Regions from separate parts of the Homo sapiens genome. Here region 2 is linked to region 1. The links are chromatin contacts, found by Hi-C in ENCODE. All regions are on one chromosome and are shown on one strand. The core of a region is the stretch at or near the end of the contact, and the rest is flanking DNA. Distances in the headings are between cores, read along the strand shown.

What was found. Hi-C counts contacts between places; a loop is a spot of excess contacts on that map. Pooled maps may share reads with other maps.
Region 2: a pooled map shows a loop between it and region 1 (4-fold over the local background). The contact joins the enhancer-like site here to the promoter of NEK7 in region 1. A Hi-C loop is called at or near these places in 3 of 37 single-sample maps with no recorded cell type and 11 of 50 pooled maps.

Annotation. Positions count from the first base shown.
Region 1 is chr1:198,155,689-198,162,676 of GRCh38, reverse strand. NEK7 (NIMA related kinase 7) reads right to left here and starts at 5,679. Exons shown (of 10, transcript NM_133494.3): 1 at 5,401-5,679. RefSeq lists enhancers at 3,195-3,414, 4,954-5,003, 6,434-6,493 and a silencer at 5,244-5,843.
Region 2 is chr1:199,171,045-199,177,466 of GRCh38, reverse strand. The region is part of intron 3 of LINC02789 (long intergenic non-protein coding RNA 2789); the gene reads right to left. The region is part of intron 1 of LOC107985243 (a long non-coding RNA gene); the gene reads left to right. Among named protein-coding and RNA genes, the nearest start is that of LINC02789, 26 kb to the right of the region's middle. RefSeq lists an enhancer at 3,872-3,921. Within about 2 kb of position 5,011, at least 4 of the 41 ENCODE cell types and tissues checked have a DNase peak (open chromatin) inside an H3K27ac peak, as active enhancers do.

The sequences.
Region 1 (6,988 bases), core at 4,430-6,929:
AAACTGGGCCAAGGCAGAGTGGGTGACAGGGCCTGTCATCAGAACAAACTGACAACAGGAGATGTGTTTCCCACCCCTGAAGGTCCTAAGAATAGAGAAGTAAGTGAAATGAAACTAACACTGGGCCTGCTACCATACATTTACAAAGGTATTTTCATTTACTCCTCAAGGCAACTTTATGAGTTGCGACAACTACAGTCTGAATAAAATGAGCAACTCAACCAAGGTCATAAAGTAGGCAATGACAACCCTGGAGTTTTCTGCCTAGTCTTTTCCACATCATGGTAAACACAGATAATGATAATATATGTGCAGCAGGGTCAGATAAAGAGAAGAGACTGCTTGTAGCTGGTGGCAACTAGCCAGGAATTCTGATTGTCCCAGGTCCTACCTGGGCTTCCCCGAGGGCTAAGGGGTCAAAAGTCCAGCACACACAAAACCCACTCCTGACTAGAGCTGAGAAAGTGTACTGTGTAATTTTTTCACAAAGCTGTTGCATTTTCCATTCTGCTCTATGCTACTCAGTAGCTACACCCAGGTAAGTCTACAGCTAATTCTTTTCAGAGCAAAGGTCAGAAGTACCTCTACCCCAGGCCAAACATACCTTGACTGTAGGCCCTCTGCTAAAGCACAGGCTCTTTCCAATATTTTTTACTGGGGCGGGGGAGAGTCTTTTTTGAAAGACTAAGTTAATGTTTCCTAAAAAGAAAAAAATTTGCCCAACCCCTTGCTTATGTCAAAAATTCCCTCTAAAGTAGACAAAGGTAGTCATACCAGTAGGCTTAAAATAAAAACTACTAGACAAAGAAACATATGAGTAAGTTTTGGTATGTTTCTTTGTCTAGTAGTTTTCATTTAGTAAAGACAAATGACTGACATTAGATTCTATGTCGCTTTAGTCAGAAGCAGGGAGCCACAGACAGGCATTCATTCAATGTCACAGGATAGGAGTGGGATCCTCCAGAAGCAAAGAATGGTGAAGAAACCTGAAAACATGGATAAACCTAAAAGAGGTTCTTATGCTGACAAACTCTGAAATGAAACACAAAATTTGGGAATGGACAGCTGGGTATTATTCTGAGGGAACTGTGGAAGATCAACAAATTGTCACAAGAGTCTAAGCACAAAAATAATTATAAAACGCTGTTGTGGAAAATTCCGAATCAACCCAAACATCAATGGCATAGCACCACATTTAGACCTCTGGTATTATTTTCTAGAGTGGGGGAAAGCTACCAACCTATTTGTATAAATAAAGCTTTATTTGAACACACCTATGCCCACTTGGTCAGATACTGTATTTGGCTACAATGGCAGCAGATGCAATCACAGGGCTCACAAAGCCAGAAATATTTACCATGTGATCCTTCAGAGAAAAAAATTGTGAATCACTATTCTATAAAAAAGCAGACTGGATTGAAAAAGTAGCCCTTACCCACTACCAACAGAAGACTACTAATAAGATTTACAAAAAGGCCTATTTCCATTATGTAACAGAAAACACGTATTTCTCAATTTTTATAGACCACTAAAATCAGTTTTATTCATTTATATATTGTTCCGCTTAACACTTTGATAGCTATTACAACAAAACCACTCATTGTATAACCTCATTACCTAAATAGTATGGCAGGGCAGTTATTTTGACAAAGGTTAAAAAAGAAGTTATCCTGCTCAAAAATATTAAGGAATGCTTCATGATCATCTGTCCTTCTCATTCCCACTGCCCACTGAAAAGCATGAAATATACTCTGTAAGTGTTTTCTTCAGAATAAAAAAAATTTTGTGAAAATACACAACACCTAGGAATAATCAAACTATTAATTACCAAAGGAGAATTCAGCAGTTTAGAAGTTTTATAACTCTGAGATTGAATTGTATCAATTTAAAAATTCTGAACTGCCATTATATTATACAAATGCATATATTTGATTACAATTATGTAACCAAATGTTATTCATCCATATTCCCTACAAAAATGGGTGGAGGGGGGAGAATTAAATTGAAAAAGTCTCAAAAGGGTAAAGAAATGCGTCTTAAAACATCTTGCTATATATTTACATAAATCCTGATGAAGTGCTGATAAAACAATTCGGAGCAAACAGTAATCATACATGGCATTTCCAAGACACCCTTAAGTCGTACATTAAGTTTAATATGTTTTATAGACGATGCACTGAAATACCTACCCTCGTAGTTTTCCAACAAAAATTCGAAGGGGTAAACACTTAAATGTGAATGAAACCGGGAATGAGGACAGAGTGCTGTTTTGTGCAGCTGCAGCTGCAGCTACACTGTGTATTTTTTAAATACTACACTGTGCATTTTTAAAATACCAAAGCCTATTTAAAAAAAAAAAAAAATCAAGGGAAACAAAACCTGAAAGAAATTTTGGAATTACCTACTTTTTTTTTCCCCAAAAGTGCGTAATCACTAACACTTAACTGGGCCCTGCTCTCAGGCCCAGTTCTCAGGTACCCTGAATGGTGGCGACATTTGTAATACTACAGAGGTACATTCTTAAAACATCAGATAGTTCCTAGGAAAATAGTGTTTAGTTCTGGAAACACTGTAAAAGTCTCTAATGATATCTCAGACCACATATTTAAGTGAAAAAAAGAAGTCTATATTTCAGTAAATGCGCAATAATTGAGGGGAAAAAAAAAGAATACTTAAATGTTTACAGTAAGTCAGAGCCCAAAACTATCAACTGCAAGCACCAGGAAAGATTTGGGGCATGAGGTCCTTATGAGATTAAGTACTTATTTACACAAACTGTAACTGCACTGGACTTCTGGTCATTACGATGCAATTTTTTTTTAAATTTATTAATCAGGTATGTTAGCTATAGAGGCATCAAATCTCCCCTCCTCTACTAGTACACTGCCATCATACCATATGTGCTTTCCTCATTCTTTGGGTAAGTGCTGTTTTACTGGGATGGAAATGAACTCGAAATTGTCCAGACAGGAAAATATGAAAGGGGGAAAGCAATGGTGGGTGCTACATGTATTATCTAAATAAATAAACCTAAATACTAGTTCAGACTATAAAATGAGTCTGTACGCTTAGAAATAAAGTTAGTCTTGTTAAATTGGTAAGATTTTTAACCATGGAAAGATTCCCAAGAAGTTGTGAAAACGCCTAACGATTTAGATTCTGACATTTAGTGGTTTTCATTTTCAGGTAATTTCAGAGTAAAACCCGCCTCAGTCACATGGACTATATTTAGTCTGCTGACCAACTTCGCTTCTAATCTACTATAAACTTTCAGTAGTAGTTAAGTTCTAGGTGCAGCTGAATCACGAAACGGGACACCTAGGATGGCTCAGGGAAAACTGAAGCCCCCCTCCTCCTTCCTTCCTTCCTTCCTTTCTTTCTTTCTCCAGGCTGGCCCTCAGCCTGGCGCCCCTTCCGCAGACATCCCTAGAAAAAGAACTAACGCGGCCTTCTCCGAGCCCAGGGCTGGAGTAGGAAGTACCCGCCCTCCCGAACGCGAGGTCCTGGCTGCGCATTGGCTGCGAAGGCCGTCAGTACTCCGGAGGGCGGAGCCTCCCGGCACCCAGCGGAATTTCAGGCCCGCACCTCCGGGAGGGTCCTCCGGGCTCCCGGGCTCCTTCCTCCCCCTTAACACTACCCCCGCACACACACCGGCCCCGAGAAGGCAACTAGCCTCCTCAAACGGTTCCTTTGCCTTTTTATTTCGCAGGCCTTCCTCTCACCCCATACAGTTACTGCCCCTTTGACTCCTCCGAGAGGCAAAGCTTTTTCAAAGCTCTAACACCTCTCCCCTACCCCAGCAAGTTCCCCGTGCGAGACCAAATAGAGGATGCCGCTGTTCTAAGAGTGAAGCAAGCTGTGGACTGGATCTCGCCGAGGGAGAGAGAATTCCTTCCTCTGGAAATAAAATAACTGCTGAGATTTTAAGTTAGCTGTTTCAAGAGCACTTGGCCATCACCAAGTGTTACAAACCAAGAATACTCAGCGGCCATTCAACAAGAGTTGCCACAAAGCATTAGAGGGTTAACTGTATCTCCTGTTTTACTGTTCACCGTTTTCAGGGTTTGACCGGTTGTCCCAAACATACTGTAGCTTTTGAGTGCAAGGACTATGCCATTCTTCGACCACACCACCAGCAGCTCAAGGTCCTGAACAGAACATATTTATAATACACATACTCTGTACTTTAATTCTCTAATGCAACCTGACAAGACATACTGCTGTCGCCTGGAGGGAGTGTGCATAGCCTTGAAACTGTAAATTCCTTGGAGGAGGAACTAGAAACAGTGGTTCCCATTATGATGGGTACATTAGGCTCTACAAACTATGGAAATGTGGTGTTTTCAATTGCATCCTTGAGCTCAGTAACCTCAAAGGAGAATAATCATTTTATTTCTGTGTATTTCTGATTTTCAGTTCAGTCACCAGAATTGCGCAAGGACAGTAACATGTATCTTACTGTAAACTAAGTATATTTTTTAGCATTTCTCCCCAGTGAGGACTACAGCAAGGTGAGAACACGATACATCATCTCTCCGCGACCCCAGTACGCTCCCAGTGCAAGACTAAATAGAGGATGCTGCGGTTTTAGGAGTGAAGGCCTACAGTGTAACAGAGGCAACAGAAGTTCTTTAGCTCTCAAGGCAGCATCCTCTAGGTTGTGCTCGCTTCCTTACACTGTTCTGCGGTCATACGGTCTTGTCACTTTTCTCTGTTTTCCTTTGGCTACCCTTCTCTGACTTTGGCCTCAGTTTTCAATTTCTTTTCCATTGCCACCATCACCAGCAATGTTCGCTATTGCCTCGCAATCCCTCTCTCCGACATTTTGTAATCCCGAGTCTCTCCCAAGTTCATTCTCCGACAGACCTCTCACGCTCCCTGTACTTCTGAAGCCACTTCGGATTCTCCCCTATCTGCCGGCTCCCACCACCCACTCTCTCCCAGCGCACTTCACTTTCCTAAGTCGGGCTGCTGCCGAATCCTGACAGACGGACTTCACCAATCCGCGAGAGATAAATAACCGACGTCGCCAATGAGCATCCGCCGGAAGGCGGGACTTCGCTTAAGTTCCTCGGGTCCCGAAACCAAAGACCTGTTGCCGCCGCCGCCGTGGCCACGGAGTTTCTTAGTTACCGCGGCGCCCTTGGCGGCCTCGGGCCTCTAGAGCCGGGGCCAGGTATGAAGTTTCCTGCCGCCCCCTCCCACCGCTGCCAACGAACAAGACCGAAACCCCCATCCGCCTCGAGCGCAGCGCGCCCCGCCCCACCTACCCCGAGCGAGGGTATCCCGGAGGCCGCCCCGCGCGGTCCCGACCTCCCTCTCCCGGCCCGACTCCCGCAGGCGGCCCCTCCCGGCAGGAGCTGCCCGGTCCGGGCGCCTGAACCCTGGGCAGCGACTCACCAGGAAGTTGGGAGTTTTCCGTTCTCCCGCCCGCGAGAGACCTTGGGCGGGCGGGTGGCTCGGCGCGGCGCCGCCGTCGGAAAGCGCGCTGGGCCGGGGGCTGAGGCTGCGAGGCCCGGAGCCTGTCGGCCACCTCCCGCCGCGCCGCCCCGGCGGACGCTGCAGGCGCGGGGCACCCACCCTGCGCACTGCGAGGCGCGTCCGGAGTGCGAGCCTAGCGGCGGCCCATCCTCCCGCGACTCCCGATCCTCCTCCTGCTGCCGCCGCTGTCAGGAGTGTAAACATCCCGGCATCCCCGAGGAGAGGGGCGGGGCGGGCGCCGGCCCCACCCCGCGTCGTGAGTCCAGGCCGGCTGCCCGATGGAGGCTTCCCGCCTGCGTCCCCGGCGCTCCCTGGAGCTGGGGGAGCCTCGGCGGTTTCCCTACTGGAGCCGAAGTCGCTCTGGAGGAGCCCCTCCTGGCCCCTCTCTTCCGGTTGTCAGGCCTAGCGTGGTGCGGGGCACCGCGTCCGGTCCCCTGAGCCCTCTTCCCCGGCTGCTTTTTAAGAACCCAGGGTCGGCTGCTTTTTAAGAACTTGTTTTTTCTTCATTTATATGTAAGTGCCCCCACTTGCAAGCGGTGAACCGACTTACTGATGTTCCCTTCTGGACCACAGCGTTTGTGATCCCATCTTCTTTTACCAGGTGATTTAAACTACCTCTGTGTTTAATGTGGAGTGCAGGGAAATGAGAAAAAAAAAAAAAGGCGTTTTCCTGAGTCTGGCTAAGCAAACGTTGCATGAAAGTGTCCCAGCATAGAGGACAGGGGCTTCAACAACATTCCAGAAGGTAAACTCCCTGGTGTGGTACGGAGGATCTTTGAAATAAATATGTGCAAAATCACCCAGAACCCTAGTACACGAAACTGCAAAAGGAATGCTTTGACACCAGCAGCTTCACGACTTAAGTTAACAGGGCATGAACTACTCGAGGAGACGGCTAGGAGGCAGTATGGAGTCGGCCATACCTTAATTGTCGTCTCAACTCAGTGATTAATTTTGTGACCTGGCTGCAAGTTATTTAACCTCTCCAAGTCTCAGTAACTCTCTGTAAAAGGAGATTAGTTGTAATACCAACCTCTAGGACCATAGTTAGAATTAAGTGAGATAAAGCAAAGTGCTTAACCACAAAGCTTGGCATATAAGACGTGCTCATTAAATTGTTGCTGTTGTTCATAGGTCTCTCACTAGTTTAACTTCCCTGACAAAAAGATTAGAGCCAAGAATGAGTAGATTATACCTCAAACATTTAAAATGTTAAAGCCATGAAATTAAGATCTGGAAAGTTTATTTTTAAAAAGAAAAATGGCCGGGCGCAGTGGCTCATGGCTGTAAGCCTAGCATTTTGGGAGGCCAAGTGGGGGGGGGGGTGATCACCTGAGGTCAGGAGTTCGAGACCAGCCTGGCCAACATGGCGAAACCCTGTCTCTACTAAAAATACAAAAACTAGCCGAGCGTGGTGGCAGGAGTCTATAATCCCAGCTACTGGGGAGGCTGAGGCAAAAGAATCGCTTGAACCCGAGGCGGGGAGGAGGTTGCAGTGAGCAGAGAT
Region 2 (6,422 bases), core at 3,762-6,261, 1.0 Mb before region 1:
CACGGCATAAATCTGAAAATGCTTATGTCTAAACTGGAACTAAATGTAATCACTACTATGGTCCTAGTAAAGAAGGAATGCAATTCAGAGTGTAATCCCCTCCCTTCCCTCTAAATCCAGACAAAACAACCAAACAACACTAGCATTTTCAATGCGTGCATCTTACAGCCTTCCAACCCATTATTTTAAAGAGGGATTTTCTACAGTTTTTAAGGAGAGTATTTTAAATGTTTTGGGTTATTTCCCATATGTTTTGACACTGTTTCAGATTGACTTCAAAGGGATTCTCTTGCTGGAAAATTTAGGCACTTTAACCTCAAAGGAAAATTCCACAATAGTACTGCAGAAGAACTGAACAGGAAGTCTTTCACATATACTTTGGGAAAGAAAAATAGTTTGCTTCTATGTTTTTATGGAATTTGAGAAATCATAATGTTCGGTACCATTAGCCTCTTTCTTTAACTCTCGTAAAGACTCCTTTGGTTTTCCCTTTTCTCTTTGTGGTGCGTGTGACTACGCTCAGCCTCCCTCTCCCACGAGACAGTAACTCTAACATGTTGTATAGATGGCATTTAGCCACAAGGGCATGGCAAGTGCTGCTTTCTCTGTGGCTGTCATTAAATTGTGCCTATGTTTAAAATCACACAAGGCAATGGGATTGTCTTTGACTTTTAAAAAGAATATAATTTCTCTCAATTCATATTTCCTCTTACCAAGAAAATTCACCTAACATTAGCCAAAAGTAGTTTTAAAGTTGCAGAGACTGATTAGAAAACTTCAAGAATGCAAAAATGCTTGAATTTAGATAAATTAAACTAACTGATATACTGAAATAAAGTTACATTGCATCACAATTTGTTTTTTTAAATGTGGAAATATGGCAGAAGACTTTCTGGTTTCCAGATTCCCATTATAAGCATAAAACTACAGAGCTGCTGCAAAAGTATGGCGTTCCACATTCATTATCTCGAGGCAAAAATAAAGTAAGAAAGGCAGGAAAAGGAAAGCTAGGACAAAAACTCTCACACGTAGGTGTCGTTGAATCTGAGAAGGCTGATATGTAGAAACCAGTTGACTTACAAGCTAGTAGTTAGGTCATGCCCAAAAGACAAGTGCAAAGAAAAGTTTAAATTCTTGATTCCAAAATTTAAACTAAACAAAATAATTTTTACGAAAATCCATTTTACTTGAAAAATGCTAGTCATTTTTGTCACATTAAACATATTTATTAAAATAAGTTGTTTTCACCACTGATTCTAAAAGACTGTATAATTTCTTTTTAATGTAATATTGAAAATATCATGAACTACACAAAACTTTTCATTTGAGTATTATTCACAATTCATTTTGCTTTGTGGTATTTAACTTTAAATAATAGCAATCTTTAACTATAGCTCATGATTTTTAAAAAAATTCAGCAGTGTTTAGTATTTTCAGAGTTGTGTAATCATCATCCAACTTTAGAATACTTTTATCATTCCCCCAAAAGAGAGTAGTATAACTACAGTTCAGTTTTAGAACACTTTTATCATTCCAAATAGAAACTCCTGCATCCATTAACAATCACTCTCCATTACCCAGACCGCTTCTCTAGCCCTTAGGCAACCACTAATATACAGTCTTTTTTTATAGATTTAGCTATTCCGGACATTTCACATAAACTGAATCATACAATATGTAGTCTTTTGTGACTGGCTTTCACATCATATGATTATTTTTAAGGGCCGTTCATGTTTTAGCATGCACAGCACTTGATTCTTATTTCTTTTTATCGATTACAAATTTTCAATTGTATGGATATAGACATCAGTTATATATCCATTCCTCAGTTGATAAGACATGTGGATGATTTACATTTTTTGACTGTCATTAATAATGTCAATATGAATATTTATGTGTATGTTTTACATGGACATTGTTTTTATTTCTCTTGGATATACACTTGTAAGAGGAATTTTTGGGTCATGTGATAACTCTATGGCTAACATTTCAACGAAATGTCAGACTGTTTTCCAAAATGCCTGTACTTTTTTACATTCCCACTGCTATGTACAAGGGTTCTGATTTCTGCATATCCTTGCCGACACTGTTCTTGTCCGCCCTTTTTATTGCAGCCATTCTATTGAGTGTGAAAAGTTCTGTTACTGAGATTTTGATTTGTACTTCCATCCTGTCCAATGATATTGAGCAACTTTTTATGATATCATTGGTCACTTGTATACCTTCTCTGGAAAAACATGTATTCAAATATTTTGCTCATTTTCACTTGACTTAGTTGTCCTTTTTATTACTGAGAGGTAAAGATTCTTTTCATGTTCTGAATACAAGTTCCTTATCAGATATGTGATTTGCAAATATTTTTTCCCATTCTGTGGATTGTTGTTTCACTTTCTTGATGGTATAGTTTGCAGCAAAAAGTTTTTCATTTTGATGAAGCCCAATATATCTACTCTTTCCTTTTTTCACTTGTATTTTTGGTCTCATAATTAAGAAACTATTGCTGAACCCACAGTCATGAAAATTTACTTCTATGATTTCTTCTAAGAGTCATAATCTCTTGACTTTAACCTTAACATAAAAGATGCAATGAAGAAGGATTTTTCTGAAGGGAAAGAAGGAACAATAGTAAAAGTAAAGACAAGAAATAGGAAAAGAAGTAAGGAAAGATGTTATAGATCTTTTGAAAGCAGGGAATTTGTTTATGTAGTGTGGTTTTGAAGCTCTAACTGATTGGACTTTCCAAAGAACAACTAACTTGCTTTTAAAGCTCCAGGGAACTTTAGAGATGAAGGACTGGGACTGGAGCTTTTCTCTCACTACTCTTCCTGCCAACCATCTGAATCAGGGAGGAGCATAAGATATAATGCTGGCCCTTGGGACTGGGGCTGAGGCTGGGGTGGAGCTGGAAATAGAGATAGAGCTGGAGGAAGAGCTAGAAATGAAGCATAGGCTGGGGCTGGATCTGAGGCTGGGCTAGAGCCAGAGCAGAGGCTGGGACTGAGTTTAGTACTAGGGTGAGGCAGGGTGGCCACACTTGCCCAAGCATGAGTCTCTTCCTCTCCTCTTGTATCAGTTTTCTAGGGCTGCTGAAACAAGTTAACATAAACTGGGTGGCTTAAAACAATAGAAATGTATTCTCTCAGTCCTGGAGTCTAGAAGTCTGCAGTTAAGGTGTTATCAGTGTTAGTTCCCTTTGGAGGCTCTGAGGGAGAACCTGCCCCATGTCTCTCTCCTACCTTTTGATAGTTGATGGCAATCCTTGGCATTTTTTGGATTATAGATATATCACTCCAATCTCTGGCTCCTTCCCTCTGTATCTGTGTTTCTGCGTCAGCATTTTTCTATTTGTAAGGACATCATTCGTATTGTATTTAGGGCCCACCCGAATCCAGCATGCCCTCGTATTAACTTGGTTACATCTACAAAGAGCCTATTTCCATAAAGGGTAAATTCACACAGGTTCTAGTAAATTCTGGGGAGACACCATTCAACCCAATATACCTCTTTGGTAGGTCTTTTGGAAACTGAGCTCATGTCCCAGCACTTGCAAATATGAAAGGAGCAGGAAAGGAGCTAACCAACAAGAGGACAATGCTAAGACTTTTTGTCATGACAAGACCCAATGTCTATCCCAAGCTTTATGGAAATAACATTGAAAATTATTATCATATTTTACTGTATTAAAGGAACTAGATTGTATCTTGTTTTGTTAGAGAACCACTTGAACACATTTTATGTTTCTCTTCCCAGTGCTGGCTTTCACTTTGAATGCTTTAAAAGTGTCTGACTTCACACTCTGAACAGAGCTACTGGGAGTGTTTTAGATGCTACAGAGTGACCTACTTTAGATTATCTAAACTTGAGGTGTGAGAAAAAAATTAAAATCAATTTTGGTAACTAAAAGGAGGAAGTAGAGGTATAGAAGATCACAGAAAGCTGTTAGTTGCACTTTCATGCTGACAGTCTGTGGGAAGATCCAAAGAACCATCTGTTTGTAAAGTCTCTAGGCATGTTTTAACAGTCATGCATACAGGCAGCCTTAGATAATCACCACAAAAAAAGATTCTATCACACTGACATCATTTAGGAGTACTAATGGTATTTGAAATCATATAAGAATAGGCTTAAAAATGAAAGGTACACATAGTCATGTCTAAAGTACTATACCAAATTGTTTTTTGAAGTCTGTTATGAACATACTATTTGAATACATTTTTGATGTTTTATTATGCCCTATCATCTTCATCTACTTTTATGGTTAGCTTTTTATGGTTCAATTCCATTCTGTCTCCTACTAGAGCTTTTATTAGTCATGAGAGATGAGGCTATACTAAAAGAACAACCTCAAAAATCTCTATAGCATAAAACAAAAGATTTTGTTTGTACTCCTGCAAAGTTCCGTTAGTGGGTATTCTCCTTCATTTGGTGTGTTGGGGTAGCCTTAAGGATGGCCCTACAGTCATCCCTGACTCCTTGTATTCATCCCCTCTATATCTCCTTGACTCATCTTGTATTCTTGGATATGGACTGGACTTATTGACTCACTGCTAATGATTAAATACTCAGAAATAATAGGTTGCACTTCCAGTAGTAGGTTATAAAATGACTGTGGTTTTCATCTTGAGAACACTTTCACACTTTCTCCTGAATCACTTACTTCAAGGAAAGTCACCTGCTGTGTTAGAAGGGAATCCTGTAGAGAGGTACTGGTTGCAAGGGACCAAGGCCTGCCAGCAAACCTAAGTGAGCTTGGAGGTAGGTACTCCCTCACCACAGTTGAGCCTTCGGAGGAGACTAGAGTCCCAGAAAACAGCTTTGCAGTAACCTTATGCAAGAATTTGAGCCACAGGCCCCTAGGTAAACTATGCTACGGTTCTTAACCCACAAAATCTGTAAGATGATAAACATCTGTTTGGGAGTAGTTTGTTACACAGCAATAGATAGGTAATATGTCTGGTAGCTTGGGAATCCAGGGGCTTTCCACTTTGTGATTCAACCATAGCAACATGAGACTTCAAATTTGCCCTCGTGTGGAAAAGAGATCTTGGAAAATCCACTCTTGAATTGACACACATCATTTGCACTTACAGTCCATTGGCTAGAACTAGTCATGTGGCTCAAACCTAACCTCAGGGAGGCTGGGAGAAATAAAGGAGGGCATGTAATTCTCTGTGGATATCACTCTCATTATCACATTTGCTCCATCCCTTGTCAGACATTAAATCAACAAACACTTTGAAAATTGCAATGTTAAAAAAAAAAAAAGAAAGAAAAAACATTTCTCAATCCTGTCACCTCATTAAGTTAAAATCCCTAGTTATTCCCTTTATTGCAGTGCTGCTCCTCATAAGAGACAAGTCCAGACAATCTTTCTCTCCTTGCTCTATCTCTATACGCTGCTGAATCCTATGGACTGGACTTATCTGACTTCTACCTTCAAATCTAAAGAATATGATTGTTGAAGATTTACAAGACTTTTTATATTTAAAAAATGAAAAATCTTTTCTGAAGCCCTCATCCTTGACCTCTGAGGCTCTTAATGCAAAATTTATACCAATCTTGTTAGAATTTGTATTCCCTTTCAATTTTTGTGATATATTTTATTATTTCAGTCATTGGAGGAGTCATGCTGGTGACCATTCTATTAATAAATGCAGCATCACCTCCCATTCTTCTCCAATTATATTGGTTTTACTTATTTGGCACAAATATAAGCAGGAAAGGGGAAAAGTTACTTAACATGTCTTTAAAGCATATTTGAGTTATTTTACTTCCCTGATTTCCTGTCTATCAGATTCTAGGATTACTTGGAGTAACAGTAAAATTATCGTTCAATTATTAATATATTGTATCACAAACTATTAAATAGTAAGATAGATTTTTTCTTTTTTTCCTACTTTCCCAAATTTTCCAGTGATGATAATGAAAATAAGCTGGCATCATATTCCAAGAAACAGTGAAAGGTAATTAAACAATGACCTAAGAAAACTATCGGGGAAAGCACCTATTATTTGTCATAAAGATATGTGTTAGATTTACATAAACATATTTTATTATTTAATAATTACAGAATGTTTAATTGGTATATATCATGTGTTTAACATATCTGTTAAAATTGGTTTATTGAATCCAATTTGGTTTGTGTAAGTCTGAGGAAAAGAGTTCTGAAGGGGTATGCTAAGATATCTCCTATAAAAATGTTTCTGATATGACCTTTATATTTTTTCTTTTTCACTTTTTGTTATTCCTCTTGTCCCCTTTAGTATAGGGGCTCCCAAATGTTCTGACTTTGGCCTTATCTTCCAGTTCTCTCTTCCCTTAGTGATCACATCTTCACAGCTTCAAATGACACTGCTCTGGGTATAAGTGTCGAGTGTGAATTGCTACTCTTGACCTCACTCCCAAGCTCAGAGCCTGATTTC